Regions from separate parts of the Homo sapiens genome. Here all the other regions are linked to region 1. A link is an interaction called in ENCODE POLR2A ChIA-PET data of the cell type or tissue named here. Cell type or tissue: MCF 10A. All regions are shown on one strand. Each heading gives the region's core, and the rest is flanking DNA. Links, peaks and the distances in the headings are about the cores only.

Region 1 (3,771 bases), core at 520-3,019:
TTTAACCAGTAAGCTGTTAAAAACAGACTGTAAGTTCCAACAGAGAGCTCTGCATAAACATAAGTCTTTTAATTAATTAAAACCTAGGATTCTGGGTTATAGGCTGCCCAGAGTAGTACAAAATAATAGGATAATAAGAAATATGAACTATTTAATACGAAACACCAACAGTCTACGCAGGTATAAAAATGCAGCTATTAAGTTCATATATCACTAATAAAACAAAAAGTATATGTTCAAGTTTTTCCCCAAATCCAACCAAGAGAAAAATAAACAGATAAACAAAAAAGCAAAAGAGTAATGACATATGTTCTAAACATGCACACTAAAGTATGCCAAACAGAGAAAAGCGTTAAAGTAAGGTTGCTATTAAACTACAAATCTATTTAAGTACAGGAGTTAGTTATGATTAGTGGCACAGTAAAGAGGGTACTGTCCTCCCCATCTCCAGCCCCCTACAAATAACTTACCCGGAAGGCTGGTAACATTAGTTATAAACAAAATGAATACTAAATAAAGAAACAAGTTGAATTACATAAAAAGTTTTCACTACAAACAGTTAAGCACTAAGCCTAATAGCAATAAAATCCCAGAACTCAGTTAAAAGTTAAAAAAAAAAAAAACTGGGAATTTTCTAGACTCTGATCGTCTGATTCAGGATCAAAAGCATTTAATGCTCTGAAGCAGTGACTACATCACATTCAATAAATAGACAATGCATATTCAGTAATAGGCCTACTAACTGTTTCACGGGGGAATTAATTCTATTTCCATTTTGTGGTGACATACAAAGAATACATACTTGAAAAATCAGAACAGACTTCTTGCCTACATTCCTTAATGCCGATTTTAACATTTTCCCAAATCGAGTTTACGATATGATTTTATTTACAGTATGACTTCCACAACTCACTTTGCAATGTTCTGGATAAAGGATGGACTCGTTCGTTCAGATGACTAAAAAGAAATCTACTTAAGACCTAAGGAGAGCAAAAAAAAAACAAAAAAACAAAAAAACAAAAAACACAAACCTGTATTTGTATCAATAAGAAACTAACCATACTGTGCCTTGGCATATTTTCAAACTGGGATCTATGAACTATTCCCCAATTCACATTAAAATTCTTCATTAAAAAAAAAAGCCCCAACGTGTCAGTATGCCCACTGGAAATATGATACAGCCAACCAAACTATTTTCCTACCCAGAAATTATCCCCTCCCTTTTTAAGTGTGACTACACTTTACCTTTTGTTCGAAATCATCAGAAGTCGTAAAACTATGAGAATTGAGTCAAAACGACAAAACAACACGCTCTCTAACTTCCACATCCCCCTGGGCATCCTTTCGGAAGCCCACCGCACCCGCAGTCTCCCTGCCCTCCCCGCCGCCTCCTGTCTCTGTCTCTCACTGTCTCTGCCTCCCCCACTCCCACACCCCGACTCCGCGACCGACGCGGCCCGCGTCCTGCGCGGCGGGCCCGAGTCTGCGGAGCCGGGGCTGTCAAGCTAGCCGCGAGAAAGCTCGGGCGCCCGCCGTGCGCGCGGCTGCGGAGCGCGGCTTGGGGTGCCAGCGGGGGAACGTCCGGCCCCGGAACGCCGTCCGCGCACTTTCTGCCGCCCAGGAGCTAAGTCACAAGTTAAGAAACAGCCCGAGCGCGCGGCGGCCGTGATTCAGCAGCGGGGCCGGGTCGGCAGGGCGGGAGGGCAGCGATCGCAGGGCCCGAGCGGGACCGCAGGGCGGGAGCGGGGCCGGGGCAGGGCCGAGTCCGGAAAAGGTCACCGAGATGCCGCGGGCGCCGCCGCCCGAGCCCGCGACCCGCCTCGCGGTCGGGCCAGCAGCAGCGAGGGCGGCAGGGCGGCGTCCTGGGCGGGCGTGGCGCCGGGGCCGGGCGGGCGGGCCGGGGGGCTCCTACCTTTCCGGCTCTTGGGGGAGCTCCGCTTGCTCCGGGCGCTGGCTCGCTCTTCCTCAATCGCAGCTGCTATCTCAGGGTTGTCTTCCCCATTGTACCAGACCAGGAGCTCCTCGCCCGGCGCGATTGGCTGCGGGGAGAGAAGAGACAAGCGCCGGGCCAATCAGAGCGGCGGTTGTTGGCGGGGGCGGGGCGCGCACCGGGACGCGGGCGGGAGCGGCGCCGATGGCAAACAGCTGTCGGCGGCGCCGCGCGCACCCGGCCGGCAGGAAGGGCTCCCGGCCCCGTGCGGGCCGCGCCGGCGCCCGGAACCCTCTGCTGGAGGGAGGACCGCACCCGCGGCGTGGGGCGAGGGGCGCGGAAGGCCCGGTGACGGGTAGCGGAGCCCGGGTGCTGTCCCAGTTTCCTGTTTAAAGCCTCACGACGGCCCACGCACGAGAAAAAATAAAACATGGGCCCATTTTGCTCACGAAATCTAAGTCGAGGAGAAATGTAAAGCATAACTGAAAAGCGTGCGGTGTGGAAAGCGGAGTGCTGAAAGACAACGACTAGCGCGCGTTCCAGACCAAGAGCAACTTCAACAGGACAACGAGGAGGAACCACGCGCAAGCACTTACAAATGCGCCGCGGTTTCTATCCCAGAGCCGCCAACGGGAGGCCGCCCGGGGCCACCAACCTGCTCTGGTCCAGGGAGGTCCGTGCCTCGCCCTTCGGACCGGACATCAAACTTCCACATTTTAACTTTTAAATACAGCAGGAAGTATCTCCCATGTATTATGCTCCTAAACCATCACATTCTTAAGCCACGTATGACTGGAAGTAGTGAGGGCCACCATCAAATTGATTCCACCCAGAACAAGATCCCGAAGAAAAGATCCACTGAGTGCAAAGTTCACACCCCTAGAATTTGGGGAAACAGCCTATTGGTTTCTCTCACAACAAATGATCTGTTAAAAAAGTTACAAGGGTATCAATACAAGTAAAATTCTATCTAAAACCCACTGAATAAAATGAGAATCCGTGAGTCCAGCCTCATGTGAATGAATGAAGAAAGGAAGGAATGAACAAGTAAATAAAAAGGAAAGCTCTTCCTTAAAGGAGATCCCAACTAATCAGTAAAAAAGAAATGTTGGAATTAGAAAAGCGCCATTTGGCAATCATCACAGTAATGATTAATTCAGGCAAGAATCATAAATGGATGCTAAAAGTAGGTAAAAGTTTGAGGAGTAACAAAACACATAGCCTCAGAATATCTCCCCATAAAATATTTATTAATTACAAAAGAAAAAAAACAACACTTTTGTAATAAGACATACCAACATCATATGTCTCCTGATACGATGCACAGAAAACAGAGCATCACTTCTGGTAGATTTCTGCCCAAAATGCATACGTCGAATCTAATCATGATGAAACCATAAGAGAAGCTCAAACTCTGGGACATTCTACAAAATAACCAACCAGTTCTCAAAACTGAAAGGTTATAAAAGACAAAGACTAAGGTACCAGCCAAACACATAAGACATAACAACTGAATGTGGAAACGTTTTCTTTTCCTACAAAGACATGATTGGAACAATTGACAGAACCTGAGTAAGGTGTACATATTAGCTAGTAAAATAATGTGTTGCTGTTAGCTTCCTGATTTGGATCATTGCACAATGGTTATCCAAGAGAGTGATCCTTTTTGTTTTTTGTTTCTTTTTTTTTTTTTTTTTTTTGCGGGGAGGGAGATTCCACCTACGGTTTAGAAACAAAATAGTTCCTCACTTCAACATACCTTCTAGTCTAGATAAAGCCCCCAAAAGTGAATATTACTTCGTTTAATTCTCTGCAGAACTCTCACTGTCTACACAGTCCAA
Region 2 (3,771 bases), core at 685-3,184, 200 kb before region 1:
ATATGGAAGAATGTATTACAGGGATAAATTATGGGCAATTGCATGGAGGTAGTGCATAAGAGCTGGCCGACTTCTGAAGTCTTGCATGGTGATGAATGCTTGCTTTTCTTTTAGGGCATGGCTGTCCTCAGAGAATATGTTCACATTCATTTTCTACATGGCACGGCACTGCTTTTTTGAAATTCTTCTATGAGTTGACATGCATGAACACAAGCATTCCCTATGAAATTTTCCCATCTTCTTTGCCATGCTTCTATGTTGTTTTGAGTATATAAAAATCCATTCTGCATGCACTCATACACAGACCACAGATTTGGCAGAAACAATCCTGGTGATCAAAACAGCAACCCCATCACATCTTATCCTGTCATGCACAAAATTATTTTTGAACCAGTCAGTGATTTTGCTGACTTCTTCAGGAAAGCAAGTGTGGTTTTAATTCAACAAAAAAGCTCCCAGAATGTCATCAGCTGGAAGCAATGCCAATGCAGACACATGATGCGGTTTTGTGTTGTTGGTTTTTTTGTTTGTTTGTTTGGTTGGTTGGTTGGTTTTATTTTTGTTGTTGCTGTTTTTGAGACAGAGTCTCATTCTGTTGCCCAGGCTGGAGTGCAGTGGCGCAATCTCGGCTCACTGCGACCTCCGCCTCCTGGGTGGTGCGTTTTTAAACTGCAGTTTTTGTTGTTCGTGTATTGCTCAGCCACTCATTCATCTGAATTTTCCAACAAATGCATGGGGCCGAATGGAAAAAAACAAAGTTTACTGATAATACATTGAGATTCACTTTTTGAAGACTTGACCACACCTAATGGCAAACCTGCCATGGTTTGGGGATTCAATTAAATATTAGTGATTTTAGAATTAAGGGATTTCAACTTTAGAAATTTTGATCTTCCAGGATTTCAATATTCAGGAAAATGACATTTGGAATTTTGTCTTTTGAGATTATGATTGGTACCAATCTGGTGGCCACCATATTGGATGGTGCAACTCTAACAAGAGCTTTAGAAGAAAATGATTAGAATGTAAAAAACAAGCTAAAGACATGAATCTTCAGATTAAAAGAGTCCACCACGCTCGTGAAAATAGACCCATATTTAGAAATACAGTAGTGAACTTTCAGAACAAATTAAAAAGAAAACTCTAAAAGCTTCCAGAGAAGAAAAAAAAGAAAGAAAGAAAGGGTTACTAACATAGAAATGAGAATCAAATTGAGATCAGAACTATCATTAGCAACACTAAATGCTAGAAGAAAAGGGCTGGTGGGAGAAATTTCTGAGAACACGTTATTTTGGATCAGGAATTCTTTAATCAGACAAACAACCATTCAATTTTGAGGTGAAGATAAAACTTGGACATGGAACTCACTCAGTTCATCCTGAGGTCCTTCATAATGATCTTTGCAAAAGCCTCTCTCCCGTAGTCAGGCTTAGTGCAGAACCAAGATTGACTTCTACAGCATGAAGTACTCCACGGGCCAAAAAGTATCTCCAGATTCTGAGAGGTGTTACTTTAGACCATTCCAGGCCCTGAGAAGTAGCCTAACTCCTCCCTGAGTCAATAAAGCCAAAATTCACCTCCAACATGTAAGGGGTGAGAGGAGAGATAAGATAGTGCCTGGAAGAACTGCGGAAGCTCTGATCCTCCCAGGCCAATTGTCTATTGAATTCGGGGGCCGTTCTGTAGTTCCCACCACAGCCTGTTCTGTTGCTTCTACTTGAATACCTCTAACCACAGGTTTCTCAATACTCCAGGGCAGCCCATTCTGTTGATCATCAGGCAGCTTTGGCTGTTCGAATATCTTTTATGATGAGCTAAAAATGTATCTCCCTATATCTTAGGAAATAAAGAATCATATAACTAGGAGGAAAATCATAGAGAACTCTGGTTCAGTTTCCTCATTTTAAAGGCGACTAAGTGGAGATCCAGAGAGGGATAGGGACATCCCAAGGTCACACAGCACAATTGTGGTCCAGCTGATACTACTGGTATTTGAGCTCCGGCTGGCCAGTGGCCTTGCAACATGAGGAGCTTTCCTGGTGATCTGGCCAGGGGGACCTTTCAATGTCATGCGTCTGTGTGCACACAGGTTGACTTTATAAGGTGTTCTGAAAGCGATCGGGGGTTTATAACAGTTCCCAGAAGACCCTGCCCCAGCTTGCTGCTGTTTGTTCTCTCTCCTCTTTAAAAGGAACCAGCACAGGGCCCAAGAAGTAACCACAACTCCTCCCTGAGTCAATAAAGCCAAAATTCACCTCCATGTAAGGGGTGAGAGGAGAGATAAGATAGTGCCTAGAAGAATTGCGAAGCTCTGAGCCTCCCAGGCCAATTGTCCAGCCCTGTGCTGGCCATTCTGTTTCATCCTATCATCCCAAATCAATCCAAAAGAGCAGATATTGATATTATTATTATTATTATTATTATTATTATTATTATTATTATTATCTCCATTTTATACCTAAGACTCCAAGCAGTGAAGTGGCTTGTCCAAATATTCAGCATGACATGACAACATCCTACAGTGTGTAAGACCACATGAGTCATCTCCAAACCAGAACCCTTTTGAGAGTAATTCAATTTAGAAGACAAAAAGGCAGCCCAGTAAATAATATTAATAACAAATAAAGTAGAAGCTCTAGGGAGTCCTGAAACCCCTTTTCCTGCTCAAATAAGAAGCTGCTAAAAGAAAGGAGATTATGCAACAAATAGTCCTCAAACAATCAACAGCTCCCATAGGCCTGCAGGGATCTGGGTTAAGACACCACCCTTTCTTTACTGCAAACAGGCCTGACCTGGTTCAAGATTTCCCTGGGAAACTGTTACTAAAACTACCCAACTGATAATAAATAGCACAGCTAGGGCAGGCCAGATAACCACCAAGGCAACAGCACTGTGGGTCATACCTTGGCATCATGTGTCTTAAGGCACTTTTACTTGAGAGATTTTTATAAAAGCAGAAAGTGGGTGGTAAGGGGGTGGGAATCCATCTATGTCTGTATGGCTTGCCTGGACTTAGAGAAACACAAAGAGCATGATCATCATGGACAGCAACCCTGTGCTGGCCATTCTGTTTCATCCTATCATCCCAAATCAACCCAGAAGAGCAGATATTATTATTATTATTATTATTATTATTATTATTATTATTATTATTATCTCCATTTTAGAGCTAAGATTCTAAGCAGTGAAGTGGCTTGTCCAAATATTCAGCAAGACATAACAACACCCTACAGTGTGTAAGACCACGTGAGTCATCTCCAAACCAGAACCCTTTTGAGAATAAAGGGGACATTAGTAATAATTCTTCTGGGATGACAGGCATACTTTGGGGCCATCCTGAGCTCACCAGGAAGTGTGGTCCCCGAACCATGAGCCAGGCATGGGTCTAAGTGCTTTGCGTGGACTAGCTCATCTTATCCTCATCTACCCTTATCCCCATTTCACAGATGGGAAAGTCAAGCCACACAGCTGTGAAGTGGTAGATCCAGATCCAGGATTTGAACTTGGATAGGCTAACTCCAGGTCCCATGTCCCTTACCACACTATGCCTTGCTGCCTCTCCGGGAGCCAGGATGTTCACTCAAACATGCTGACCCCCAACACTGTGCACTGGGCACACCCACAGTGTCTCCTCTCTAAAGTCTTTGCTCAAAGAATCTCTACCTGACAATGCAATGGTATCGCCTGCAAATTCCAAATCCTTAATACAGGGCTGGGTATTAGCCAAAGAAAAAAGGCTGAAAGGAAGAGGAATCCCATGGACTCCAGGCA
Region 3 (3,771 bases), core at 685-3,184, 150 kb after region 1:
GTGATTTCAGTCTTCTGGTTTTATTTACACTTCTTTGATTTGTGGAGCGAGTTGTTTCATCCATTTGTCTTCTTTTGTGACCGTTTTTGTAATGGTCACATGGCATTCCCTCTTATAAGCACTGTTCATACCTTAAGAATGTATTCTTTGGCCTAAATGCTGCTGGCATTTTTTTTTTTTGAGACGGAGTCTTGCTCTGTCGCCCAGGCTGGAGTACAGTGGCACGATCTCGGCTCACGGCAAGCTCTGCCTCCTGGGCTCACGCCATTCTCCTGCCTCAGCCTCCCAAGTAGCTGGGACTACAGGTGCCCACCACCACACCCGGCTAATTTTTTTGTATTTTTTAGTAGAGACAGGGTTTCACCATGTTAGCCAGGATGGTCTCAATCTCCTGACCTTGTGATCCACCCGCCTCGGCCTCCCGAAGTGCTGAGCCACCCAAAGTGCTGAGCCACCCAAAGGCATGAGCCACCCAAAGGCATGAGCCACCCAAAGGCATGAGCCACCCAAAGGCATGAGCCACCCAAAGGCATGAGCCACCGCACCCGGCCTACATCTTTCTTTTGCAAATGACCAAGCTATCAGTAGTCAAACTTCTTAAACTTGTTTTCTCTTTGACATCACACTCACAAACTCTTCCTCAAGATCACATAAATATTCACCTATGTTTTCCTTATGGTATTGTACTTACGTTTAATATTTTTGTCTGTTTATTTTGAAGTATTATAATAAAAGAGAAATATAATTTCCCCCCAAAAGATTAGCCAATCACCCTGATAAATCCTCTTTTCCCCACTGCTTCAAAACCAGCTGTCATTGAGACAAATCTTTTCTTTCCAATACTATGTCATGGCTGGGTGCAGTGGCTCAGGCCTGTAATCCCAGCACTTTGGTAGGCCAAGGCAGGCAGATCACCTGAGGCCAGGAGTTTGAGACCATCCTGACCAACATGGCAAAATGCTGTCCCTACTAAAAATACAAAAATTAAGTAGGCAGGATAGCACATGCCTGCAGTCCCAGCTACTCAGGAGGCTGAGGCAGGAGAATCGTTTGAACCCAGGAGGCAGACGTTGCAGGGAGCCAAGATTGTGCCACTGCACTGCAGCCTGGGTGACAGAGCAAGACATGGTCCCAAAACAAACAAATACTATGTCACAGTTACAGGAGAAACTTAGCACAAGGCCCAGCTTAAGTGGCCTGGACACTGCCAACTATCCCCACTCCACATGGGCCCTCTGTCTGCAGAGTCTCCAGAAGCTGTTTCTAAATCCGTGCTCTCTTCACTGTAAGCTCCCTCTTCCTCCTCACATCAGCTGACAGCTGCTGAGTTAAATCAGTGACCAGGGAGTAGCTAGAATAAAACTCAGTGTTTAGGGCAAGGAGGAAAAGTAAGTATTCAAACAGGTGCATTTGGGGTCGTTCAAGATCTGGCACTGACGCAGCATTGTAAATTCCACTTAACGTGGAAGACACCTCATTGTCCTAACACCCTCTCACATTTGCTACTCACAATGTAGGGTTTACATGGCGTCTCCCAGCTGACTTTATTTCACAACAGCGCTGTGGTGGCTAGGCCCTTAGCCTGCCTTCACAAAGAATCTTGTTAGGCCAGTTTAGCAAGAGTCCCCCCAACCCCATCTCTTAGGAATTTTCCACCCACTGATCCCCTCATTCTGCTTGTGGGCTACAAATCCCCACTTTTCCTTTCACCCAGAGGTGAACCTGAGCTCTCCTCCCTACTGCAATGCCCCTTATTACAGGGGTCTTGACTAAAGTCTTCCGTACAATTTCAACAAGTGTCAGAATTAGTGTTTCTTTAACAAGGTCGGAAGTTAAGTGATGTGGCCCAACGCGGTGGCTCACGTCTATAATCCCAGCACTTTGGGAGGCCAAGGCAGGTGGATGACCTGAGGTCGGGAGTTCAAGACCAGCCTGGCCAACGTGGTGAAACACCTTCTCTACTAAAAGTACAAAAATTAGCTGGCCATGGTGGCGCAGGCCTGTAGTCCCAGCTACTTGGGAGGCTGAGGCAGGAGAATCGCTTGAACCGAGGCAGAGGCTGTAGTGAGCTGAGATTGTGCCATTGCACTCCAGCCTGGGTGACAAGAGTGAATCTCCATCTCAAAAAAAAAAAAAGAGTTAAGTGATGTGCCAAGTTCATGATTCATTAGCGGACACAAAGCCAAATATTCTAACCGCATCCCTGGACTCACCAACATACAACTAAAAAGCAGCTGTGCATTTTCGTGATGTGCTCTCCCGGCAGCTTTGGGCTAAAATGCCTGCTGCCTCCCTCCCTGGGTTCTGAGATCCTTCCCCTTCTGCCCAGGTGCCATCCTCATCTTCCCAGAAATCACGTTCCTGGTAGTCAGGAACAATTGCTTCCCCTGGTACCTCACTGCCTCTTATGAAATCCCATCTTGTTAGAATCTTCCAGTCTTATTTAATGACCACAGTCTTGACCTCCTCCAGTGTGTCCCCTTACTAGGAGAAATCTGGACGAATCTAAACTTTCAGCAATGGCAGGTTAGAAGGAAGGTATGACTCACTCTAAAGGAGGTGTTGCTTTGAGCAGCAGCAGCCCTCTCCCCGCTTAACTGTGCAAGTTAAGGCAGCAGCAAAAACCAAGACTGAAGCCTGCATGAGTTCACCTCTACAGCCCCAGCTCCCAGCATTTATATTCCTTCCACAAATATTTACCAAGCACCTGCCAAGAGCTGGGCCACATTCTCATCACTAGAGACAGAGAAGTGAATAGGTAAGGAAGATCTCCACTCTTAAGGACTAGAGTACTCTTGGAGTGGGGTGGGGTCACCATAAAAAAATAAGCAACACATCAGATAAGCTATTAATCCCAGCACTTTGGGAGGCCAAGGTAGACGGATCACTTGAGGTCGGGAGTTTGAACCCAGCCTAGCCAACATGGTGAAACCGTCTCTACTAAAAATACAAACATTAGCCAGGCGTGATGGTGGGCCTCTGTAATCCCAGCTACTCAGGAGGCTGAGGCACAAGAATCACTTGAACCCAGGAGGTGGAGGTTGCAGTGAGCTGAGATTGCGCCACTGCACTTCAGCCTGGGTGACAGAGCAAGGCTCTGTCTGAAAAAAAAAAAAAAAAAAAAAAAAAAAAAAGATAGCTTCTCGAACACATCAAGATAGCTTCCCTCATGCCTTCAGATCTCAGGGAACTTTCTGGCCGGGCATGGTGGCTTACGCCTGTAATCCCACCAGCACTTTGGGAGGCTGATGCAGGTGGATCACACGGTCAGGAGATCGAGACCATCCTGGCCAACATGGTGAAAACTCGTCTCTACTAAAATACAAAAAATTAGCCAGGCGTGGTGGTGCACACCTGTAGTCCCAGCTACTCAGGAGGCAGAGGCAGGGGAATCCCTTGAACCCTGGAGGCGGAGGTTGCAGTGAGCCAAGATTGCGCCACTACACTCCAGGCTAGTGACAGAGCGAGACTCCATCTCCAAAAAAAAAAAAAAAAAGGAGGGGGGGCACTTTCTTGGACTGTCCATTTAAGCGAGTACCCCTCCCCTCTTCCACGGCACATATACCTGAATGCTTACCCCCACCCTGCTACCTGCTCGCTACTTGTCTGTCCTACTGGAATATAAGCTTGATAAAGGCTGCCTCATCTCAATGTCCACAATGTCTGAAATCCCTGGCACATACCAGGCACTCGGTAAGTAGCTGTTGAGTGAATGGGTGAGTTCCAGATAGGGGAACAGCTGGTGCTAACTAACCCCAAAGCCCAGAACGA

What was found. ChIA-PET counts read pairs that join two places held together with the same protein. Peaks named below come from ENCODE experiments on the same cell type or tissue, not always from the same donor. Only the 100,000 strongest peaks of a DNase experiment are listed, where the experiment ranks them.
Region 2: POLR2A ChIA-PET joins it to region 1 with 8 read pairs; 2 of 35 experiments call an interaction of 5 or more read pairs at or near these places.
Region 3: POLR2A ChIA-PET joins it to region 1 with 6 read pairs; 4 of 35 experiments call an interaction of 5 or more read pairs at or near these places.

Annotation. Positions count from the first base shown.
Region 1 is chr1:13,747,629-13,751,399 of GRCh38, reverse strand. It overlaps PRDM2 (PR/SET domain 2), which reads right to left. Exons shown (of 10, transcript NM_001393986.1): 6 at 1,913-2,039. Among named protein-coding and RNA genes, the nearest start is that of PRDM2, 49 kb to the right of the region's middle. RefSeq lists an enhancer at 1,282-1,331 and silencers at 1,582-1,891, 1,842-2,060, 1,962-2,351. In MCF 10A, for the core only: no CTCF peak of the experiment used is centred there; a DNase peak (open chromatin) is centred at 2,049.
Region 2 is chr1:13,951,009-13,954,779 of GRCh38, reverse strand. It overlaps a transcript of KAZN not described here. Among named protein-coding and RNA genes, the nearest start is that of PRDM2, 250 kb to the right of the region's middle. In MCF 10A, for the core only: no CTCF peak of the experiment used is centred there; no DNase peak of the experiment used is centred there.
Region 3 is chr1:13,598,737-13,602,507 of GRCh38, reverse strand. The region is part of intron 1 of PDPN (podoplanin); the gene reads right to left. Among named protein-coding and RNA genes, the nearest start is that of PDPN, 17 kb to the right of the region's middle. In MCF 10A, for the core only: no CTCF peak of the experiment used is centred there; a DNase peak (open chromatin) is centred at 2,227.